Linked DNA regions of Homo sapiens: region 2 is linked to region 1. The links are chromatin contacts, found by Hi-C or POLR2A ChIA-PET in ENCODE. All regions are on one chromosome and are shown on one strand. The core of a region is the stretch at or near the end of the contact, and the rest is flanking DNA. Distances in the headings are between cores, read along the strand shown.

Region 1 (7,088 bases), core at 4,307-6,806:
GTCTCTGTCAGTCCAGAATCAGGCCTGGGGCAGCTGCTTAATTAATGGAAGTGACTGGATCGTGGACTTCTCGCCCAAAGCAGCTCCAGCAGAGGGAGAAGAAACAGTGACCCCACTCTCCTCAGAGTCTCCATGGCCTGCTGGCCCCATCAGGAGGAAGGGAGAGGCCAGTTACATGCCAAAAGCTCTCATGTGTTATTGCTGTATCTCACTCACCCTCCATTTTTAAAAGACAGGGAAACTATGACTCAGACAGCGAGTGTCTTGCCCAAGGATACTTTGTTAGGAAGTGGTGGACAACAGGAGCCCATTGCAGATGGAAACCAAAGCACATTAACCGCAGGTGGCTGCCCCACAGAGACAGGGAGGGATTAGGAAGGATGGGCATACCCAGGGATGTGCTGGCAAGTGTGTAACAACCAATTCTCGGGTGAGGGAGGCCCCAATGTATAGTTTGCCGATTTCCATTGTGTGAATACTCCAGTAATGGTCTATTTCAAGCTACCAATGGGAGAAACTCAGATTTGGGAAGAGATGTGCAAATCAATGCCTGGGTGTGAATCTGGCTCTGCCCCTCACTCAGGCAAGTCACACAATCTCTCCAAGCCTCTTTACTCATCTGTAAAGGGGGAGAATATTATCTCCCAAACAGGCATTTCTGGGATAGTTGAGTATGATGTTATGTGTGAACATGTCTGGCACAGGGTTTGGCACATAGTAGCTGCTCGGTGAATGCTTGCTCCTCCCTCCCTCCCTCCCTCCCTCTCCTTCTTTCTTTCTTTCTTTCTTTCTTTCTTTCTTTCTTTCTTTCTTTCTTTCTTTCTTTCTTCCTTCCTTCCTTCCTTCCTTCCTGTCTTCCTCCCTCCCTTCTCAACCTTTTTCCTTCCTTTCCTCCCTCCTTCCTTCTTTCTTTACCTTCCCAAATCCCCATCACCCATCTAGGACAGTCCCCTCTCCAAGGAGAACATAGAGGGGACACGAAGTCCCCTTGGTCTTCCCATCACCTTGCAGTGTTGGCCCTTCCTCCAGATGCCAGCTGTGATGCCACTGTGGTCCATGGAATGGAGAAGGACAATGGACACATTCTCACACCAGAAAGGACTTCCAGAGGCAACTGAGCAGGGCCAGGAAACAAGCCTGGGTCTGGTGTTTGAACCAAACCTCAGGCTCAGGGGAGACATCATTCATTCATTCAACAAACACATCTTCAGGATCTATGTGCTCAGAGCCAGGCCTGGTGCCAGGGCCGAGGGTGCAGAGATGCTCACCCTCAATAGCTCTGTTCAGGAGGGAGACTATCCCCAACGATCTCCAGCCCCAAGGAGGGCTGCTTTCAAAGTGTTGCCAAAAGTACTGCTGCCAACATGCTTAGGGCACACCTGAGTCTGTGTGTGTGTGGTGGGGGGCTGTGGAGGGAGGATGTGGGTGAGCAGAAACTTGGAGAAAGCCTTATGGGGAGCCAGGGACTGTGCTAGCTGAGGGCAGATGTCTGCTCTCTGAGCCAAGAAAGGGCGGAAGTGGGGGAGGAGGTGGAGGATGGAGAAGCTAAGGCCAGAAATCTCTGAGCAGGACAAGACTGTGGAGACAGGGGAGACAGTGAGCTCTTGTCTCAAGCTGTGTGACCCTGGGCATGTCAGTGTCCTCACCTGTGGACTGGGGATATAACACCCACCTGGACAGCAGTGGAGGATAGAGGAAGTCACAGCAGCAAAGTGGCTACAGCAGCACACAGCTCACAGTGCACACTTGAGGTCAAAGCTTACTGGCCTGTAAGCACATGGGAAACTGACCTGTCTCATGCCAGACCCCTGTGGCTAAATGAAGTCCAGCAATGGGTTGAGGATGGGAGGAAGGCTGAGCTCGCAACCACAGAATCTGGGTTCCAGTCCAGCCACTGCCTACTGCCATCCTTTCATCTTCCTGGGCCTCATTTTCCCTCATCTGTTCAACAGGTACAAGACTAGCTGTCTCCCTGTGTGATGTGAGGTCTAAATGGAATAATGGGCGTGGAAGTGTTTTGTGCATTTTCAAGTACTGCCAGCAGGTAGAGAGTTAAGATATCTAGTCAGGGCCTCTGCTACTTTATCTGAGAAACTGCAGAAAGAAAGAATGTAGTTCCAGGATCAGAACATCTTTGCTGCCAGGAAGTCCACCTGCAAGTCCAGCCTCAATTCCACATGCTATAAGCCTTTTCACACAATTTTCCATAGAAATAGAAAGCCACATGCTCAGTCTTTTTCAAAACCAGGTTGCACATGTCGCAAGGCCAGAGGTAGCCTAATCACCCAAACAAACAACCTGACTGAGCACCTGCTATGTGTTTTGTGGAGGACTCAACAGTGAACAGAACCAGATGGGGTCCCTGCCTGGGTGGAGCAGGGTCTAGTGGGTCAGGGGATTGGAAGTTCACTATAAGATTGGCCTCCATCTGTACATTTTACTAGCGGGGAACAACTTGAGTCTCACACTGCACTCAATGGGCCTCAAGACTCCAGGGAAAGACAGAGGGCAGGCGGTGGGATTGGTCACCCCCAGCCAGAGGGCCATGAACCATCCTCTGTGCATTACCAAGAGTGCACTGACTGGCAACTCCAAGGCTGGCACTGGTCATCACACCTAGAGAGGTTATCACATGGGATCCTTTCCTTGCAAGCAGCAGAAATTGACACTAGACTCTCAAGCCAAAAAATGTAACCAATGAGAACACTACGAAAAAGTCGAGTAACGCAAGGACTGGGGCTGCTTCAGCGGGTACTCATCGTTACCATGGTTAACACTAGTAACAAGCATCAGAGCCCACGGGACTGAGCTAAGAGCTCTGCTTGTAATGCCTGATTCCACCCTCTCAGTACACTGGGAGATAGGTCCCATCATTATCAGTCTCAGGAAACCAACAAAGGACGGTTTCCTGGGGGTCCCAGGGGCAAGGGGGACATTCTAGTGTCTCTCAGTCTTTGTGACACTCCGCTCAATATTCAGATTCCAGGGCCCATCTTGGGGATGCCTTACCCAGTAGTTTCACCCACCAAGATGTCATGCAATTTATGTGTTGGGTGGGGTGGGGGTGGGGTGCGGGGTTGGTGTGATTTCCCAAAGCAAATTTAGTATGTGGCCAGAAGATGTAACAAAGGCTGGTGGAAAAACCAAACACCAGATTCCTTTCCTGGGAGGGGACTAAAGTCTGGGTCTCAGAAAAACCCCACCCCCAAGCCACACCCTGCCCACGACCTGTCTCTCCTGCTCTTTTGGGCTGCAGAGGTGACTGAACAGGGCCTGCATCTCCAGCCCCATACACACTACCTTTATTGCTCCATCCATGGAATCTTAGCCGGGGGTCTTAGTGAACATGAGCCCCCTCCACTCCTGGAGCTCACTGTAGCATAAAGGTGGGTTCCAGGATCTCACCACCCCAATCTTCCCTGGAATTTCATCCTAAAGAAGGACACCTCCTAGGAAGTGATCTCATGTGTTTTACCACCACTGACATTTATCATTTGAAATGAACAGCTTTGCAGCCTCCTACAAGTAGTAAGGGCTGCTGTACTCCCTTTCCAGTGATGAAAAAGCAGCTGTCTCTGGATTGCTTCAGACCTGGTTTTGAAACTCCCAGTTCCTCCACTTACAAAAGATCCTGAACCTCCTTTTATTTAAAAAGAAAAAAGAAGGCAAAAAGAAAAAAGAGAGGAAGGGAACAGGAGTGGATGGGGGAGGAAAGGAGGTGGAGAGGGAGGATGGACAAAATAGATTGTCGTTCATCTTTTCGGAAACATGCCCAGTCTCTCGCTGCCCTGGGATGAGGATCACACTCATAGGCCTTGCTCTTTTCACATGTGCCCTGCCCACAGCAGATGCCTATTCATTCTCTTGGTGATGGCAATAGCTTTCAGGGACACTCCCTCTCCCATCTGTGCAGATGAACACCCTGGATGATTCTATTTCAGTGTGGGTTTGGGAAGGAGTCAGGCATCCAGACAGGAGACTGGACACATCCATGTGGCTGGGGCTCAGGAAATGATCACCAGGAGACAGCAGAGCATGGAGGGAGGAAGCACAGGCCAGGGAGTCAGAGGGCCCTGTATCTGAATTCCTGCTTGCCATTCAATGACTCTGCAGCCTTGGCAAAGTCACCTAGCCTCTCTGAGCCTCAGTTTCCTCATCTACAAAATGGACTTCATTTTACTTCTCAGGGTGCTTGTAAGGATTCTGTAAGACAAGAAAGATAAAGCACATGGCGTGACACCTAGCTCAGTTAGGGCCAGAGAGAGATAATAGCCCCTTCCTCCCTCTAAATGAAGCATCAATTTCCCACTGAGCCTTAAACACCATAGAGGCAGGGGACTCCTCTACCAAGCTCAGGGCCGTTTTCCCAATGCTCAGCACCGTGTCTGGCACATAGTGTACAATAAGCATTTGTTGGATGCATGAATAAATGAATTCCTGGTGGCCTGGGGCTATAGCGGAGGCGGGCAAGGTGGTAAGCCAGGCTGTCAACTGCCTAGGTTAAATACCTCTACAGATCCCAGGAAACCCAGTTAATAGAACTAAACAGCCTCTATTTTGTCGGTCTCTGCCTTTGAAGTCACACACCACTATAAACCAGGCACCTAACTAAGCAAGTCCCCTAAGCTCCTCCACCTCCTTCCCCTACTCCGTCCTCTGCCCATCTTGCCAGAGTGTAGTGAAGTTCAAGTGTGTCTGTGACTGACGTTCTGAAATATCAGAGTAGCAGGCAGATCTGAGGCATCACTCAGATGACCTGGGTCCTTCTCTACTCACATGCCCTGCCCAAGGGATTCTTTGCGGCCAGAGAGAGGAAAGGAAGATTCAGCGGAAAGAGGAGCCTGGGGCAGAACTAGGAGGGAGCGGAAGGAGCCTGTACTTCTGTCATTAACAAGTCTTAAACCTCAGAACCTCAGTTTCCTAATCTGTGAAAAGAAGGTCTTAAATCTATCTTGCAGCATGAATGAGGACTGCGAAGCAGCAGCCAGCATCCTGCTTGACACATCGCAGCTGATCCATATAATCGGGGCTATTGGAAAAACAAAACCCCAGCTACAATACTAGCTGCGGAGGAAGGGAGCAGTCTTGAGGTTGTGAAAGACTTGTGTGGAAGGAGCGCTCGATGTGGGCCTCATCCCCAGCATCCACCAGGGCAGCTTTACTTTAAGATCTATCATCTTGCTCAAGGTATTGGGATTTTAGGAGGGTGATAATGTTTCCTCTAAAAGGGTTTTCCTACTTAAAAGAAAAAGAAAAACACACAAGTTTCAAAACCACCGAAGTGAGTGATCTCCGAGGTCGCTCCAGCTCGAATATTCTCTGCACTTAAAACACGAAAATGAAAAACTCCCATTTGCAGAGCGGTTATGGGGTGGAAGAGGGGTGGAGTTTATGGCTAGGGGCGGGGCCACGCTGGAGGGGCATGGGCGAGGCAGCCTGCAAGGGATTAGGGCCCTTAACTCCCCCAGTTGGGGCTGGAGAAGAAACCCTGCCGCGCCAGAGGCCCCGCCCAGTGGGAAGGGGGCGTGTGAAGGGAGGATAAATATATAAAGTCGTCACACCCGCTCGCGCGCGCACAGCCCCCGCAGTCTCGGCGTTGCGGTTGCGGCGGCCTAGCGGAGACAGCCCCTCCATCCCATCCACCTGCTGACACGCGGCTGCGGAGACAGAGAACCCGAGAACCCGAGAACCCGCAGGGCCGCCCACCTCCGCCCGCGCAATCCCGGAGACCCCCGGCTGGGGCCGTGGGCTACCCCTAACTGGGGCTGCCCCCACCCTGCTCTCAGCGGAACGTTTCCCAGGGCTGAACAGCGGCTAAGGACCACTCCTCCATCCCCAGCCCGGCGCCACTGCACAGGCTCCAGTGCAGGACTTCCCAGAAGTGCCCAGGCACGGTTCACGGGGGCTGGAGGAGTTGAAAACGCCCCAGGACACGCCCAGGAGTCCCGAGAAATGTGGGTTTCTCCTTTGGAGGGTCTGATTCTGGGAAGTGGGGAGCCAGGGCAAGGACTTCCGGCCCAGCCAGTGCGAGGGGCAGCGGCCTCCTTCCTCCTGCCAGACCCGACTCTCTAGCGTCGGGCACCCTTGCTCTGCCACCCAAAGGGGCAGAACCGGCGAGGGCGTTCTGGCCGTGCCCCTCCCCGAGCAGTGACCGCCAGTACGTTCGTGAAGGCCGGCGCGGGTTGCTCCTCTCTGCGCCCTCGGAGGCAGGTGGCCCTGCAAAGCCGCTGCCAGGTGCACCTCTCTCGGCCACCTCCAGGAAGGGCGCCCTCCTCCGGCACAGCCCGCCTCTTGCGTCTCTCACGGACTCTTCTCGCACCCCGCCCCCCATTCTGGGCACAGACTTGGAAGGAGGAAGGAGGGACCCCACCCTCGTGTGCTCTCCTCTGCGGAGAAGAGAGGGCTCCCGGCTGCCTCGGATCTCCCTCTGCGCCCCAGACGCGGAAAGTTTCCCATTCGCGATCCGCGTCTGCGCTCTTCCTTCATCCTGAGCAGCGGAGCTCCGAGGCCGCGCTGGCTGCACCGGCCCAGATGCGCTCACCCTCAGGCACGCCAACCCCCGCCTCCCGCAGCCCGCAGAGGCGGGCAAAGGGATTTGAGGCGTCAGGATGCCGGGTCAGCTCTCTGCAGCCGGGCAGCCAGAAGAACCCTGCTCCCGGGTTCCAGGGAGAGCTCGCAGGGTGGGGTCCTGACGGAGCCAGGGTTTCCCAACAAGCCCTTCTCATCAGTCCTCTCCTTCACCCTGCCGCGTCTCTCTGTTCTGCGCATTCCCAGGGAAAGGGGTGCTTACCTTAGGTCCCCAGCCTCCAACCCCCGCCCCCTGCAATGTCCAGGTGAGGGCTCCAGTGCCTTTCAACAAACCCCAGTGCCCTCTCGGCGGCGCTGGAACGAGGACCTCCCCCATGTAACCTTTCCCTCTAGAGCCCTCCTCCCAAAGTTGAGGGGGGACATTTTGATCCACTTAGGAAAGTCTCTTGTTCCAAGGGTAGGGGAACAAAGTACAGGGTTTGCATTCCTTCTGGGTTACACCAACCCCTCCCCCCTCGCTGTCAGGACCACCTTCCGGGCTCAAATTCTGCAGCTTCTCC
Region 2 (7,270 bases), core at 4,086-6,585, 87 kb before region 1:
TCCCCTTCATAGCAGACTCTGCTGCTCTCATTCTGGTGAATGAAGTGACTTCAGATTCAAGGATATACAAACAGTCATTCATTCATTCATTAACAATTAGTTATCAAGGGGCTGGTCACGGTGGCTCACGCCTGTAATCCCAGCACTTTGGGAAGCTGAGGCGGGCAGATCACTTGAGGTCAAGAGTTCAAGGCCAACCTGGCCAACATGGTGAAACCCTGTCTCTACTAAAAATACAAAACCTAGCCAGGTGTGGCGGCATGCACCTGTAGTCTCAGCTACTGAGGAGGCTGAGGCACAAGAATCGCTTGAACCTGGATGGCGGTGGCTACAGTGAGCCAAGATCGCGCCACTGCACTCCAGCCTTGGCGACAGAGGGAGACTCGGTCTCAAACAACACAAAACAAAACAAAACAAAAACAATTAGTTATCAAGGGCCAGAGGTGGAGCCAGTCATGTCCCTAGACTTGAGGAGGCAAAGACCTGCTTGTTGCAGCATCCCTGGAGCCTTTCCCCACCTAGCCTTGCAACAAGTGGGCTCAGCAGGAAGGACCATGAGGTTTCAGTAAAACTAGATTGATAAGAAAACGTCTCAGTAACTGAGTTGTGATGTCCTCTAGAGAAAGCCCACTCAACCACCCAGAGGCTCAGGGGCTTGCAAATCCCAGTGTTACCCAGCTAGCCTGATGCAGCCTGGCCACTCCCAACTTCCTTAGAAGTGTGTAGAGTGTCACGAATGGTGTCCCTCACCCAAAGCCAAGACTGGGATGGGTCTAATGGACCAGGCCCATGGCACCTTTCCCTGGGATAACAAGGTTTAGGGGATGCATAGTCTGTGCCTTCTCTGGATGCCATTTTTGGTGTTTGTCCATTCCCACAGCTTAAGAGTAGTCTAGCAGGTTTTGATGGTTCCAACCAAAAATAGATATACTGATTGATATGGTTTGGCTTTGTGTCCCCACCCAAGTCTCATCTCAACCTGTAATCCCCACGTATCAAGGGAAGGACCTGGTGGGAGGTGATGGGATTATGGGGCCGGTTTCCCCCATACTGTTCTCATGATAGTGAGTGAGTTCTCATGAGATCTGATGGTTTCACAAATAGCTCTTCCCCCTTGGCTCTCTCTCTCTCTCTCTCTCTTTCTCCTGCCACCCTGTGAAGAAGGTGCTTGCTTCTCCTTGGCCTTCTGCCATGATTGTAAGTTTTCTGAGGCCTCCTCAGCCATGAGGAACTGTGAGTCAATTAAACTTCTTCCCTGTATAAGTTACCTAGTCTTGAGTATTTCTTTATAGCAGTGTGAAAAAGAAGGAACACCCAGATTTAGGCATAAAAGAAGGGCCCCCAAAAGTAATGAAGGTGGTAACCCAAGGAAAGACAAAGAAGACACCTAGGAGTTTGGCTCCCAGAGTTTGCCTTGAGCCGTCCTCCTGTGCCAGTCCCAGCCAGCCCTGAGAATGTGAGATTGCATTGCTCATCGACTTTGAATACATGGAGGACTATAACAGGCTTATGAAAATATGGGTGTTTACAGCCTTATTCTCATCAGGGGAAAATTGACATTAGGAAAGTACATGATAAAAATCTTATGTACTTTCCAGAATGTAAATAGAGTTAAAAGTGAGACTGTCAGGAGGCAGCAGGGTGCGTGGAAGCAGAAATGAGCTGGGAAGGCTGGGAATGGAATTTTCCAAGTGCTTGGTGCTCTCCTGAACAAAACTGGCCACTTTTGGGGCAACTAGAGGGAGAAGAGGGTCAGGAACGGAGGGAGGACTGAAATCACAGATTTGATATCTAACTTATTTTCAGATGGGTTTAATCAAGATTAGAGGACAGAAATAAATGATTCCACTTGTAAGGCACAGGAAGGGATGCTTGGGCCTGTGGAACCTTCCCACTGTTGACTTTGTGGATGTTCTATCAGTACAGCTCAGACTTGGCTATAAAGGTCAAAATCTTCGGCATGGGATGGGAGAGGGATGCCAGTAACGGACAGACCCCCCGACACACACCCCAATGAGAGGGCAGAGGAGGCAAAGTCCAGAGATACCTGTTCCTTGCTATTTCCCTTAGAAGGGAGAGCAGGTGGGTCCCAGCTCCCAGATATCCTGGGGCCATGCCTGGTGTCCCTCACCAGCGTGAAGGAGGAATCAGGACCAGGAGGCTGAGTTGACATGGGTGCTGTCCATCCAGCCAGGCTAGAGGTTCCTCTGGGGAATTTCTGGATGATAGACTTCCACAGCTCCTTGAAATTCCAGTGCTCGTTGTGTCCCTCCGTGGTGAGGCTTTCCTTCAGCAAAAACTTTGAAATGTGTTTGCTGCTGGATTAGCCCTTGGAGCCACGATTCTGCTCCTACCATGTCTCAGTTCCACAATCTTCACTGGCTCCCCAGTGCTGGCACAATCAAGTCTGCACTTCTTAGCCTGGCCATTCTGAGTGTCAGCCCGGCTGCCCTTAAAGCCTGACCTCCAGGGAGCTCCATCCTTCCCTGAGCACGCGCTCAGTCCCTGACTCAGTCTCCCAGGGCTGCTCACCCATGCTGAGACAGCTCAGGGGCGCTCCTTCCTCCAGTCCCCAGCTCAAGCTCCTTCCTCTACCCAGAATGCCTTCTTTACCCTTCCAGGACCAGCTCAGTGGGTCTCTCGAGAGCCTTCCTATTTTCACTTCCACTTAGTGAGAAAGGGACACTATCTTTGCTTCCATAAATGCTTATCTCCCTAGTGTGGCCCCTGTCTCATGTAAACACTATTATCTGTTTACATCCATCCCTAGCACAGAACAGGATAGCGCAGCAGAAGAGCAAAGGTGGACCCCTCCTCATTATCCCTCCTCATGGGGCTGGGGTAAAATCAACGACATAAATCACGTGAAACTCAAAGCAGGGTCAGCTCAGTGACAGAGGCTGATCCAAGGGCAACGTGGATCCCGGCCACTCAAGTTAGGAAGACTTAGCCAAAAGGTAGCATTGTAGGGTGAGCTATATCCCTCTAAAAGATACATTGAAATCCTAAGCCCTACACCTGTAACTGTGGCCTCATTTGGAAATAGGGTCTTTGCAGACATAATCAAGTTAAGATGAAGAAGGGCCCGAATTGAATATAATGTTCTTATAAGAAGAGCGGAATTTGGACACAGAAGCAGACACAGAGGGAGCAGGCCACGTGATGGCAGAGGCAGAGACCGGAGGGATGCAGGCACAAGCCCAGGAACACCAAACACCAAGAATTGCAGCAGCCACCAGCAGCTAGGAAGGCACCAGGATGGATTATTCCCTGCAGGAATCAGAGGGAGTGTGGCCCACCCACACCTCGATCTTGGACTTCTAGCCTCCAGAAGTGTGAAACAATAACTTCTGCTGTTTTAAGTCACTGTTACAGCAGTCCTAGGAAACTAATTCAGGTAGGAAGCAAAGGGGGGCGCTGTCTACCTACTAAGCCCCAGGCATTTCCCTAGATAATTTCACTCACATAACCTCACTTAAACTCTCTTTGTCAGGAGACAGATAGGCTTGTTTCTTATTTTATAACCGAGGTGACCAAGATGCAGAGAATGGAAGTGACCATCATGCAGTTGGGAAGACGCAAGAGCCCGGATGTGAACCAAGAACTAAGGCAAGCCTTCCCACTGTCCCACAATGGGCAGAATCTCAAGGGTCTTCCAGCCAGCAGGAGAAGCAGCAGAACCCATGAGTGGGGAAGGAGCAGGGGCTTGGGGTCTTTGTCTGGATCCCCAGAGCCCCCTTGGACCCGCTCCTACCCATCCCTCCTGTTACCCTGCTCACACAATGCAATTGCCTAGGGATGGATTCTCACGGGGGTAGGGGGGGGCCGGGAGCAGCTTCCCTAGTGTGAGCCCCCAAGCAAGAGCACCTTATCTGACGAAGCGGGGAGGGGCTCTGAGCTCCCGATAAAACTTTGCCCATTTGTTAACATGTGTTCCCAGCTGAGATTACCAGGCGTGGAGCAGACAATGGAAGCGATTAAATAAAGTCGGAGCTTTGCAGCCGAGGTGAGAGATAGGGAGGGAGGGAGACCAGGGAAGGGGGAGGGGGGCTGCCACCTGCTCACTCTGGGCTCTATTACCGCAGCCACCGAGGAGAGGCACAGGCACAGCTTCCCATCACGCACATGCAGATGGCCAAAGAGGAGGCAGTGGAGTCACCAGGGCTGGGAAGCTGAGAACTGTGGAGTCGGATGCCTGGATTGACAGGGCCTCTGTGAGGGCACTTCAAGAGCCGGTGCCCAGGATCCGAGGGGCGCCTGGATGTCCGTGTATCCAACAGCAGTCAAATCACAGTAGCCGTTGTTGTAATGGGGATATCTGAGGAGTTTACTCTGAGCCAGGTGCATCTTTTGTCTTACTGAATCTCCACCATGAGAGGTGAGTTCTAGCACTATCCTCATTTTACAGATGATGCGATAGAGGCTGGGAGAGGTCGAAACACTGAAACACATCCCCTGGGTGGTGAGTGGCAGGGACAGTATTTGAACTCAGGGCACGCCACTGATGGGTGCAGGGGCCCCAACCCACTCTTTATTCACCAGAGCCACCCTCCCTTCTATCTGTTTAATGTACCGGGGGGCCTTGCAAAACTGAGTATTTTTTAAAAGTTTGCTTTAGAAGGACATGGGCCTAATTCATTCAACCCATTTACGGGCACCAAAGCACCCCAGTCCAAGGCCCGCTGGGGAAGGGGGACCAGTGAGATGGGCAGGGGAGAAAGACAGAGAGTCCCAGGGGGCCACCCTCATCTGGCCCATGGAACCTGCCACCATCAAGAAGTCTTGCTTTGGGGGGGCATCTGGGCAGAGGGGGCAGGGGAGAGGTCTTCCTATTGTCCTTTTATTCGAATTATTTGTAAATAACAAAGCCTATTACTCCCACGACCTTATTAGATCCTCAAAACACCCCAGCAGTAAAGTAGGGCCAGGGGGGTGGTGACAGAAGTGGCGTCACTCTGCCATCGGATGACCCAGCCCAGTTCCACCTGGGGCCCAGTGTGGAACTGCTGCAATACTCTGCTCTCTCTCTCTCTCTTGATCCCATACATTTTATACTGCCGGCCTCCTCCGTAATTTTAGAGTTTTTCCCCAGCCAGTTTTATTACAGCATTAAGAAAGCGCCTGGCAGGCCTTGCCTAACATCACAGACTCATCTGGAGACCGTCTGTATTTTTTAAGGTCTGGCTACGTGGTTTTTCTATGCTTTATAGTGAAGAAAATAAAAACGGGGGAGATGAATGACGACGATCCCTTGGCACCCTGGGAGCCTGGCTCCTGGGCTCACTCAGTTCTTACAATGACAGCTGCTCCCCTCTCTGCATGGGCAGGGCCACCCTACGGGCCCATGTGGGTCCCGGCAGCTATAAATGGCATCTCAGGAAGAGAGGCAGGCAGGACCCAGAGCTGCCACTTATGACTTGGGCAGGTCCTACTCCCTGGAGCTGGCTCTGGGCACTCTCCCCCAAGTTCTGATCTCCAGTGGGCTCTTACTCTGGTATGGCCACTCAGAAAATGGCATTGTCCAGTCAACCCCGTGTTCACTTCGAGACAGATTATACTGTGTACATCATCTTTATAAATTTTCAAAGGATTGCAAAATATCAGATACACTTGAAAACTGAAATTTTATTTAAAATATCTTTCTGCAAAGAGCCAGAGAAATGTCTACAAGTGATTAAGAAACTGCTGTGTGCCAAGCATTTTAAGCACATTGAATTTTTAAATCCCCATCCCCTCTACACAGATGAAGAAACCAAGCCTTGGAGAGGTTACGACACCTTTCCAAGAATCCACTGGATTCTTATAGAAGCCAGTGGCCACGTCAGCACAGCTAAGACACAGTCACAGTGACAGGAGCTGACACTGGCTGAAGACTTACTCTTGTTCCAGGCATCATTCTAAGCCCTTGGCTTTCACCATAGCCCCAATATGAGGTAGTCTTGGTTATTTCCCCAGTTGATAGATGAGGAAACTTAGGCTCAGATAGATAAAGTCACATACCCAAGGTCACCCAGCTGTTGAGTGGCAGAGCCAAGGTTTGAACCCACAGGCTGCCTCCAGAGCCTGGATTCAAGGCCCTCTCTGGAGCATTCCAACGTCTGCCTTTGTCCTTCACACCCAGTGACTTCTCTGTAGGTACCAGGCAAGTTTCTGCTGCCTGGGAATCACTGAGGATTTGTCAGCACCAGACAAATGCAGTTATTAGAACATCCAGCAGGGTGAATGGCTTAGCTGAAAACAGCATTTGTGGGATGATAATTATGGAGCGAGATTTCCAAGGACCAGAAAAGTTAAGTAACTTATCCAAGGTCACACAGCTTACTGTGGGCTGATGGAGACCTAGAATCCGAGGTCAGCCTCCCTCTTGGACTCTTGTACCTTGTGCATCCAAGGGACCCCTCCTGGGTCCAGACACCCCACAGGCTTGCCATCTGGGGGCCACAGCACCTCTCAGCACCAGGCTTCTCTGCTCTCCAGGCACTGACAAGACTGGGTTGCCCGCCCATGACCTTGTGAAGGGACAGGAGTGGCTTTAGCAATCCAAACACACTCCTTCCTCGCATCGAGACACCCGAATGCTGAGTGATTTGTATGCTCTGAGCACGTCACCTCCTTTCAGGAGACAGAGAGGCTGCCTGAAAAGTCATTTTTCAGCATTTGACACAAAGTCTCTTTCGCTCTCTAGCGAAGCCAGATAACCATCAGCAGCCGGGCCGATTAGAAAAAATATATACTTGGTACCGGGAAGCCGGGAAAAGAGAGGAAGCCAGCTCGTCCGTCTTCCTTCACTCATCTGGACAGGGGCACGGGGCGGCTCCCCCACTTGTCTCTGTGGCTTGCATAGAAGGGTGTCTTACTGGAGATATCACCTTCCTGGGAAAACAGCATCTTCCAGAGGTGGCAGCAGAGGCCTGGGCTTGAGAGGCTCAAGATCATGTGTTCAAGTCCCAGCTCCGTCACTGCCTAGGGTTGTGACCTTGGGCAAGTCACTTCCCTGCTTGGAGCCTCAGTTTCTTCGTCTATCAAACAGATATAAGAAGAGCACCACCTCATGGGGCCATTATGTGGCTCTGATGAGATAAAACAGAGCACTTCTAACAGACTCTGTCAACTAGACAGTGCTCAATAAAGGTCAGCCTTGACACGGATAATTTTTCAGGGGGTACCTTCAGGACCCTGTGGAGCCCCCTGCTAAGCTTTGGCAGTGAGGACAGACCCTGGGCTCTCCTGCTGACATCTAAGTATGTTGGTTGTTGAGCTCTTGGCTGCA

Evidence for each region. Hi-C counts contacts between places; a loop is a spot of excess contacts on that map. ChIA-PET counts read pairs that join two places held with the same protein, here RNA polymerase II (POLR2A). Pooled maps may share reads with other maps.
Region 2: a map of dorsolateral prefrontal cortex shows a loop between it and region 1 (3-fold over the local background). The contact joins two enhancer-like sites. A Hi-C loop is called at or near these places in 2 of 168 maps with a recorded cell type or tissue (dorsolateral prefrontal cortex and posterior cingulate gyrus) and 1 of 50 pooled maps. POLR2A ChIA-PET finds 5 or more read pairs at or near these places in 1 of 52 experiments (MCF 10A).

What each region holds. Positions count from the first base shown.
Region 1 is chr1:18,109,584-18,116,671 of GRCh38, reverse strand. The region is part of intron 1 of IGSF21 (immunoglobin superfamily member 21); the gene reads right to left. Among named protein-coding and RNA genes, the nearest start is that of IGSF21, 5.3 kb to the right of the region's middle. Within about 2 kb of position 5,556, at least 2 of the 41 ENCODE cell types and tissues checked have a DNase peak (open chromatin) inside an H3K27ac peak, as active enhancers do; they include dorsolateral prefrontal cortex, where a contact is called at or near this core.
Region 2 is chr1:18,196,448-18,203,717 of GRCh38, reverse strand. All of the region lies in intron 1 of IGSF21 (immunoglobin superfamily member 21), which reads right to left. Among named protein-coding and RNA genes, the nearest start is that of IGSF21-AS1, 24 kb to the right of the region's middle. RefSeq lists enhancers at 2,294-2,794, 3,463-3,963, 3,964-4,464. Within about 2 kb of position 5,335, at least 2 of the 41 ENCODE cell types and tissues checked have a DNase peak (open chromatin) inside an H3K27ac peak, as active enhancers do; they include dorsolateral prefrontal cortex, where a contact is called at or near this core.